2 separate regions of the Homo sapiens genome follow, and region 2 is linked to region 1. A link is an interaction called in ENCODE POLR2A ChIA-PET data of the cell type or tissue named here. Cell type or tissue: A673. All regions are shown on one strand. Each heading gives the region's core, and the rest is flanking DNA. Links, peaks and the distances in the headings are about the cores only.

The links. ChIA-PET counts read pairs that join two places held together with the same protein. Peaks named below come from ENCODE experiments on the same cell type or tissue, not always from the same donor. Only the 100,000 strongest peaks of a DNase experiment are listed, where the experiment ranks them.
Region 2: POLR2A ChIA-PET joins it to region 1 with 5 read pairs; 2 of 35 experiments call an interaction of 5 or more read pairs at or near these places.

What each region holds. Positions count from the first base shown.
Region 1 is chr6:14,798,201-14,802,571 of GRCh38, reverse strand. No RefSeq gene overlaps it. Among named protein-coding and RNA genes, the nearest start is that of JARID2-DT, 440 kb to the left of the region's middle. In A673, for the core only: no CTCF peak of the experiment used is centred there; DNase peaks (open chromatin) are centred at 2,511 and 3,431; H3K27ac peaks cover 1,962 bases.
Region 2 is chr6:14,394,694-14,399,064 of GRCh38, reverse strand. No RefSeq gene overlaps it. Among named protein-coding and RNA genes, the nearest start is that of LINC01108, 110 kb to the right of the region's middle. In A673, for the core only: a CTCF peak has its summit at 1,679 (motif pointing right); no DNase peak of the experiment used is centred there.

The sequences.
Region 1 (4,371 bases), core at 260-4,259:
ACACATTTCTCTGTCGCTTCATGCTGTGGCTTTGCCAGTTTTCTCATGTTTTCTGAAATCCCTTCTTTTTAGCAGAGGTAGGTTTCTGCCCAGGCATCATTTTCTTAGTCTTTGCGTATCACATTCTGTCAGCCCTTCTCTCCGTGTCACTCTAGGTTCTTCTTTTCATTTTAGAACAGATGTTAGCATTTTAAAAAGTCCATTTCTGATTGAGTTAGCAATTCATGATTAGTTACTCTGGGTCAAGCAGTGTACCAGGCACTTTCATTTCTCAGTAATTTACAGGGCACTCCTGCATTGCTATTCCATTTTTAGACATGAAAATACTGTCACCCGATGAGTTACACTGGTAGTAAGTAGTGGAGAAGCTCCTCTAACACAAAATCAAATTCTCTTTTCTCTGTATCACATGTGGTTCCCTCATAGCTAGATGGAGACCACTCTCAATTTCACATAACATTTAGAAATGTCTCCAGTTCTGGCCGGGCTCAGTGGCTCACGCCTGTAATCCCAGCACTTTGGGAGGCTGAGGCGGGTGAATCACTTGGGGCCAGGAGTTCAAGGCCCGCCTGAACAACATGGCAAAACCCTGTCTCTACTAAAAACACAAAAATTAGCCAGTCATGGTGGTGCATGCCTATAATCCCAGCTACTCAGGAGGCTGAGGTGGGAGGATCGCTTGAACTCGGGAGACGGATGTTACAGTGAGCTGTGATCAGGCTCCTGCACTCCAGCCTGGGTGACAGAATGAGACTCTATCGCAAAAAAAAAAAAAAAAAAAAAAAGAAAGAAATGTTTCCAGTTCCCCCACATGCCTGTCTTGGAGAGGTAACTAATCCAAAGTGACAGATGAAACTCCATTTCTTGTGTGTGTGTTTTATTTAATGTTGGTCAATATTGTGGACAGACATTACCCTCCCCTTTAGCGAACAATGAAACAATTGATTAGTTTAAAGATCCAGCTCCAGATTTGTATGTCTATGACATGGAATGAAAATCCATGTATATTACTCCTCTCTTCATCAATCCATCTCCTGATTTTGTTCAGGCCTGCTTGTCCTTTCCTTTTCTAGTTTTGGTGCCTGGACATCCAGGCCAATTTACATAGCCACTTTTCTCTGGCTCTTGAGTCACTCAGCATGAGGCACAACACGGGCCAATAGGACAACACACAGATATTTGTTATATGGGCAGCAGGAACAGAGGTACTGAGAGATTATCTCAAATATTAACAGTGCATGACTTAAAAACAAAATATGCAATGGACTGGGACCAATTCCATGTCCTCTAGGACCAGAAACAGGAAGACATATTGGAGGCGCTGGGAGTCCAAGTCATAAAGTCAAAAGGAAGAAGACATTGATAATCAGCCTGGGACCATCCATAACTGGAGAATTTGAAGCAGAGGGAAAATAAGTGATTTGGGAAAGGAAAAACAGATTCAAACACCACAAAATCTTATCTCAAATTGGGAGACCCCTTGACCCTGGAATGGTGTTATTCATGAAGGTTTAAGTTGCATAGCTCCACCATGCTCGCCATTGGTGCCTCTTGTGTGGAGGTTAATAATGTACAGCACTGCTCTGAAGTATTTTTGTGTCCGTTTGGTCTTCCTGGCTTGAGGATGAAGTTCTTAAGGGCTGGATAACGTCATACACAGATGCTCCTCGACTTACAATGGAGTAAGGTCCCAGTAAAGCCATCATAACTTCAAAATATTGTAGGTTGAAAATGCATTAAGTGCACCTCATCAACTGAACTTATCGTAGCTTAGCGTAGCCTACCTGAAACATGCTCAGAACACTTACATGAACCTGCAGCTAGGCAGACACCTCTAATGCAAAGCCTATTTTATAAACAAGTCTTGAAAATATCATATAATTTATTGAATACTGTACTGAAAGTGAAAAACAGAATGGTTGTATGGGTACTTGAAATACGGCTTCTACTGAATGCATACGAGTTTCGCACCATCATAACATCATAAAATCGTTCAGTTGAACATTGTAAGTCAGGGACTGTCTGTTTATCTTAGTGCCAAGTAGAGTGCCTTGAATGGAGCAGATGACCAAAAATATTAACTGATTGGTAAATCGATTGACATATAATTAAAAACTCAAATGAACATGAGACTTGAATAAATCACAATTTAAATGTGTTCCTTGTCAGTCGTACTGTTAAGGTGGAAGTCCTGAGCCCCTGTATTTGTTAGGGCACAGGCTTATCTTTTCCTTAAAGATAAGGTATTAAAAAAAGAAAGATCTTGAATTATAGTGATGTAAATAGGATTGAAGTTTCCTTTTCTCTTATGTAACAGTGTGCAGAGGTCAGCAGGCTGGGGCTGGGTCCAAGGAAGCAGCTACAGCTGCAGCCAGCAGGAAGGAGGAAAAAAGCCAGAACCATGGGTTTGTGTTGTTTCCCAGGGCTGTGACCTAGAAGTGGTATTTATCCTTCTGCTCACATCTCATTGGCTATAACTTGATCACATGGCCACACCAAGCTGCAAGGGAGCCTGGGAAATGTAGTCTTCATCTGAAGGGCTGTGCCCAAGTACAATGTGGGAGTTCCATTGTTAGAGATGGGGAGAATGGGTATTACAGCCTCTGATATAGTTCCTAAAGTAAAATTCCCTAAGAGCCTCCCCTTAATCTGAATCAGTTGCAAAATAAATCTTGAGTAGAGCCAGCTTTTCTGTTTTACTCTCTGTGGGTGTAGTAGTTTTGTTTACTTTGACAAGACAGCTCTCATTGACAATTTCTGTGATTTCATGAAAAAGTGGAGTTTTTTATTTTTATGAGACAAACATTTATATTTCATTTTTACATAAAAGATACTCCTTCTCCATAAAGCCAATAGAGGCAGAAAAAGTACACTCGTTAATAAATTCTTAGATTTCCCAGAAAGGTAGATACCATAGTATAGGGATTAAGACAGCAATCCAGGAGGAGGAGGTAGTGGGAGGAAAATCTAGAACTGTCCAAAGGATCAGACGTCTATGGTTTGGGGTACCACCTCGACCATTTATTAGCTGTGTGATCATGATCACTTTACTTAACTGCTCTGAACCTCAGTTTTCTCTTCTGTAAAATATGGATGATAATATGCACCTCATTACAGAATTGATCCTGAGAATAAAAGAGGTGTTACAGGTAAAGCACTTTGGGCTGGGTCTAGTTTGTAAAAGTTGCTTAGTGAAGCCAACTTCCTTCCTCCCTCCCTCCCTCTCTTCCTTCCTTCCTTCCCTTCTTTCCTCCCTCCCTCCCTTCCTTCCTGTCTTCCTGCCTTCCTGCCTTCCTTCCCTCCCTCCTTCCTAAGAACAAGGGCTTAGCATTGTTCTTGTGAGGTCATTGTTCTTGTAATGTTAAAAAAGGGAGTAGCATTGTCCTTGTAATGCTAATGTCCTCCCTCCTTCCTTCCTTCCTTCCTTCCTTCCCTCACTCCCCAATTCCTAAAAAAAGGGATTAGCATAGTCCTTGTAAGTAAGTGGAAGAACCTCTGAAGGCATTCCCTGTGGTTACCCATCAATACTCACAGCCTGGGAGCAGTCCTTCAGAAGTAGCTAAAAAACCCCCAAATTTTAGCTCTGATCTAAACACAGGGCAGTAACCAAACCAGCCAGAGGAGCTGGGGACAAAGCTGAGGCAACTAACAGCACAGGAGAAATTCCCTTCTCTCTGCACTGAATACATCTTTAAGTGGTACTGACCCTGCGAACTGGGGAGTCAGGAGCTGAGGGCAAGCAACAGGTGTCTGCGGAGCTGGAGAACATGATACCCCTAGCCCTTTAGAAGCTGTGTGAGGAGGCTGAGAATGTTGGGGAGGGGGCCCATTATAAACTGGAAACAGAACCCACCTGACGAAGGTTTGGGATATGAGAGAAAACATGGCTTCTGCAGGAAACAGGCTGGATATTCTGGGCTGACCCATCCATTTGTTTGTGGAGCACGAGCAAAGCCAAGGCTAGAAAGATGAGCCACACTTGGGCTCCATGGTGCAGCTAATGGGCTGGACAGAAAGGCTGGACTCCCAGTGAGGCTGGAAGACCTCCCTCAGGGATGCAGGTCCAAGGCTGTTTGGGCTCCTGGGGCCAAGGGAGGAAACCTGGAGGAATTTAGACACAGTGGGAAAGGGTGCATTTTTTTCTATGATGAAGACATTCCCTCCTAGGCAGACACTCTTGTTTGTAATGTAGGAGGAGAGTCTTGCTTCTAGGCTGGATGTGCTGACTCTACAGGGGGAGGGAGGTGGGGAAGCAAGACATTGTGATAAGAAGATTTAAAAGCTTACCAACTTGAACCTACTTATCCCTGCTCTGTTTTCCTGGAGGCAGCCTTAGAAAAATAAGCCCTGTCCCTCCCTTCCTCCCTCCCC
Region 2 (4,371 bases), core at 70-4,069, 400 kb after region 1:
CACTGAGATACCCAGCAAACAGGGCCAAAACAACAACAGCGACAAAAGAAAACAACTTTGAGAAACCAAATTCTGCACATGTTACTGACAGGTAAATTGAACTGCTGGTTATTCCCTCATTCAATATTTATGAGCATTCACCAAACAGGCACTGGCCATGCAGCAGACAGAGCATGGAGATTCAGTGGAGAATAAACACACAGGGTTTCTGCTCCATGGACTTCAGGTTCAGGTATCTGTACAGGCACTGCGATTTCACTAGCTTTTAGTACTTCTAAGACAGGGATCAGCAAAGTACATCCCACAGGTCAAATTCAGCTCATCCCCTGTTTTTTACAGTCTTTGCACTAAGAATGTTCTCTGTACTTTTAAATAGTTGAAGAGAGTCAAAAGGATAATATTTTGTGACATAGAATATTATATGAAATTTACGTTTGAGTGGCCATAATCCAAGTTTTACTGGAACACGGTGAAGCTTATTTGTTTATGTATCATCTACAATGGCCTTCATGCTACAACAGCGGAGTAATTGTGGTAGGTTCTATATGTGGGGCCCACAAAACTGAACTTTTAATTTCAAAAAAATAGTTTGCTCACCCTGTTTTAGGCTAAATTTTCTCAAAATACACTCCATAAAACATGACTTCTGAGGAACATTCAGAGTGTTAGATATTTTTAGAGTTTCATTGTCAATATATTTTAAAACAATGTGTTATAGAAAGTTTCAAAAGCTTCCTCCTTACTCAGTATCTCTCTAATTTTGAGCATGCCAAAAAACATGTAAGATAGTGCTATAGGTTGTGGGGTTTCCCAGACCTGCTTGTATATTTGTTTATTTTCAGGAAACATAGCACCACTCTTTGGGAAATGTTGACCTCGGTAGATTTCTTGGTCATAGGTTTTATTTGTATTATTTCTAAAACCAGTTGCCAAAAATCCACAGCAGTATCATGGAATAGGATAGTGTTCTACTTAGAACTGAATCTGAAGCCTCTTGCTCCCAAGCATAGTTTGATTGTTCTCAAGGTTTCCAGTTTGATTCCAGCCAAAGACTTAGGTATTTGGTATCTATCTATCTACCATACTTGAAGAGCTTCCATATGCACCCTAAAATGAAATTGTGTTAGAAGATTCCCATCCTCCATGTGTAGGGTATGCTAAGAATGGGCGGTTCCTGATCTATACGAGACTACACCATAGCCAGGCATCGCTTCAGCTCTGTGTGATGGAGGGCCCAGGATGAGCCCAGGTCGGGTCAGCATGCTGGGACACTCTAGAAAACAGAAGTTATATTGTAGAGGAAACTGAGAAGCCTCTTGGGAGAGCATTAGGGGAGAAACGAACCAGTGACAATGAATCTGACTCAGTAAAATGGTCATAATTATTCTCTGGGAGGGGCAGTCCTAAGAATAGTGTGGTCTCAGTCACTCAGATGTATCTTCTGGCCCAGTACCCGCTGGCCACTTGTTTGAGTCCTGTGAGGAGAAGGCAATTGAGGAAGGAGGTTGTAAATAAAAACTAAAAGAGCTCTTTCTTTAAACTCTTAAAATCTTGTGGGTTTAGTGACACTGTTTCTAAGAAGGATGCATTCTTCCCACCGCATTGCAAGAATTTGGTTTGGAAAGTACTCATGGCACTGGGGGTGCTGCTGCTCAGATAGCCAAGGTCGCATAGCAGCGCTGCCTGCTGGGGGCGCTGTTTGCAATGGAGCAGCCGCACCGCACCACCTGCTCAGCAGGGCAGTGAGGGCAGGAAACCGTCAATCAGCAAGGGGCGACCTGGCCAGGCTGATCACCCAGCGACTCCAAGCCGGAAGAGCAGCAGTTGAGACAGCAGTCAGCAGGAGCAGAGATTTTGGTATCCAGTGGGACAGACAGTGGGGCAAGGGGAGCACCAGGGGACAAGCAACAGTATCTGCCAAGCCCACACTTATTAATGAGCACAAGAGAAACCATCTACTGTCCCGGGGTTGGGGGGTGGTCCCAGAATCCTTGGGGGTAGTATGCATGGGGTTGCCATCCAGCCTTATGCTTGTGACTTTGTGACTCAGAGCTAGTGATATCTGATCTCATTCCTAGTCACAGATTGAAGGAGCTTGGGGAGATTTGGATTTCTTCTATATACTCATATAAACACAAATAAACTCACACGCTTGCATGTATATCCTATCCAAGATATGTGCTATGAATGTAAATGTTCACACATACAAAAGCTGTGCTTGTATATGAAATCATAAATTGTGAAAACGAGGTGGGGGTGGGTGGGAGTTGGGTGAGGGGTGTCTAAGCGGGTGAATCTTAGGGTCTCACCATTCCTGCTTCTTCTCTGCTTTGTGTGTTATGTGCTTCTACATAAGATTTCTTTTAAGAAAGATTTTCATGGCTAAAAAACAGTTTTGAAAACTCCCTCAATATAATCCAACCCTATCATTTTATAAATGAGGAAATGAGTACACAGACAGGTTCAATGATTTGCCTGTGGTCATGAAGACAAAAGTAATGAATTAAGGGTTCAAGTCCAGTGTTTTTTTGTTTCACTTTGTTTTCCTATTACAGCCTGCAGAGGAAGAAAGAATATACACTAAAACAAAAAGCCGAAATATATTACAGAACTCCGTCTGTTTCTCGGTTTTAATGGTTGGGGGTTTGAGAATTGGCTTATTAGATCTTTTAATTTTTCTAGCTATGATTTTATAGCAAAAGAAATATTAGCTATGGGGGCAATAATGTGGATTAAATTATCAGTTTTGTATCAAATGACCACATTTAATACAATTTAAAATTTAACTTTAAAGTTGAATTTAGACTGTACCAGACATATTGTACTAATCAGAAATGTATAACAAAATGAATCATTGTGCTTTAGAAAGGGACTTGAAAAACATGGACCTCGTTTTCTAAGCACAGTAGGAAACAAAAATGATGACAAGAAAGTTTGAGAAGAAATTCACAAGGAAATGTTGAGAGAGTAGAATTACTCACCCTGGAGAAGAGAAGGCAAAAAAGGTGAATTTTTTTTCCAGGAATCTAAAATGTCTCTTAACAGAGATGTGCTACATTTCTCATTTCCAAGGAAGACAGAGTAAGAATAGACCTTTACAAAGCACCATGAGAGATTTGTGTGGTAGAGTCAGTAGAACGGTGATATGGACCTTGGTGGTCCTCTAGATCATGCAGTTATAAGGACTAGAGATAGCGCTTGTTAAGTGCCCAGGACAGGGAGAAATGGTAGCTATTGTTATAAACTCAGAAGACTCACAGTCTCTGTTATTTCAGAAAACATCAAGCATCACCAGATGGTGGAGGCTGAAGGCAATTCCCCAGGGAGTCATAGTGGGTAGGGAGGAGAAGGCTGGGTGTCACTTTGGATAGGTGTATTGAACGGTCACTTAGATTGCACCCACACCTCAGGGCTGTTACCTAGGTTTGGGTAGAGTGCTCTTCTATGCCCTGCCCCTGCCTCTGCCTCTTCTGCTATCCAAATAGAGATTCCCAGCTGCCTGCTGTTCCCGTGCCAGAAGTCTATGGATGGGCAGTGGAAATAAGGCAGGCCATTTAAAAAAAAAAACTTTAGGTGCATCTGATGTCCTAATTTCTTAATATGCTGCAATAAACATCTGAAACAGTATAAAATTCTGGACACAGATGGTTATCACAAATACCACCCCCTAGGTCACCATTTTTCTTCATCATCAGAGAAGGAATCTGTAGCTGGTGGCTATGGGACACACGGCAGCTCGAAAGTGGAGGCGGGCACATCATCCCAGAGGGGGCTGTGATAGGGACATACTCACGTGAAAGGTGATGGAGATGGTGCACACAGGAATTCCTAGCCTACTTGTGTAGGGAAAACTTTCTCTAACCGTGATTTTCCTCTGCACTCACACCACTACAATCATCAGCACAGAAGACTTCCGTGACCAGATGCATGGGTTTTTTTCCCCCACAAACAAAGCAGCAGACACCAGCTGTGTGTCCTCTAATTCAGTTCTGACACCATCTACCAGGAGATGCTGTAAGATCCCACAGATTGAGGGCTCAGTCCCCAAAACTGCCCCCCAAAAAGGCGCAAGTGTGGCCCTCTCTGGTACTTCTGATGGACTGGCTTCAGGTTGGGGTTCCCATGACCCCCTTTTTGGATTTGATTAATTTGCTGGAGTGGCTCAAAGGCCCTAGAAACACTATTACATCTACCGGTCCATTATAGAAGAGAGAGCAAAAGAAATGGATGAGGAGATGCATAGGGCAAGGCATGGGAGAAGGGGGGCGGAGCTTCCATGCCCTCCCTGGGACGCCACCCTCCAGGAACCTTCCCGTGTTCAGCTCTCCAGAAGTTCCCCGAAACCTGTCCTCTTGGATTTTTCTGGAAGCT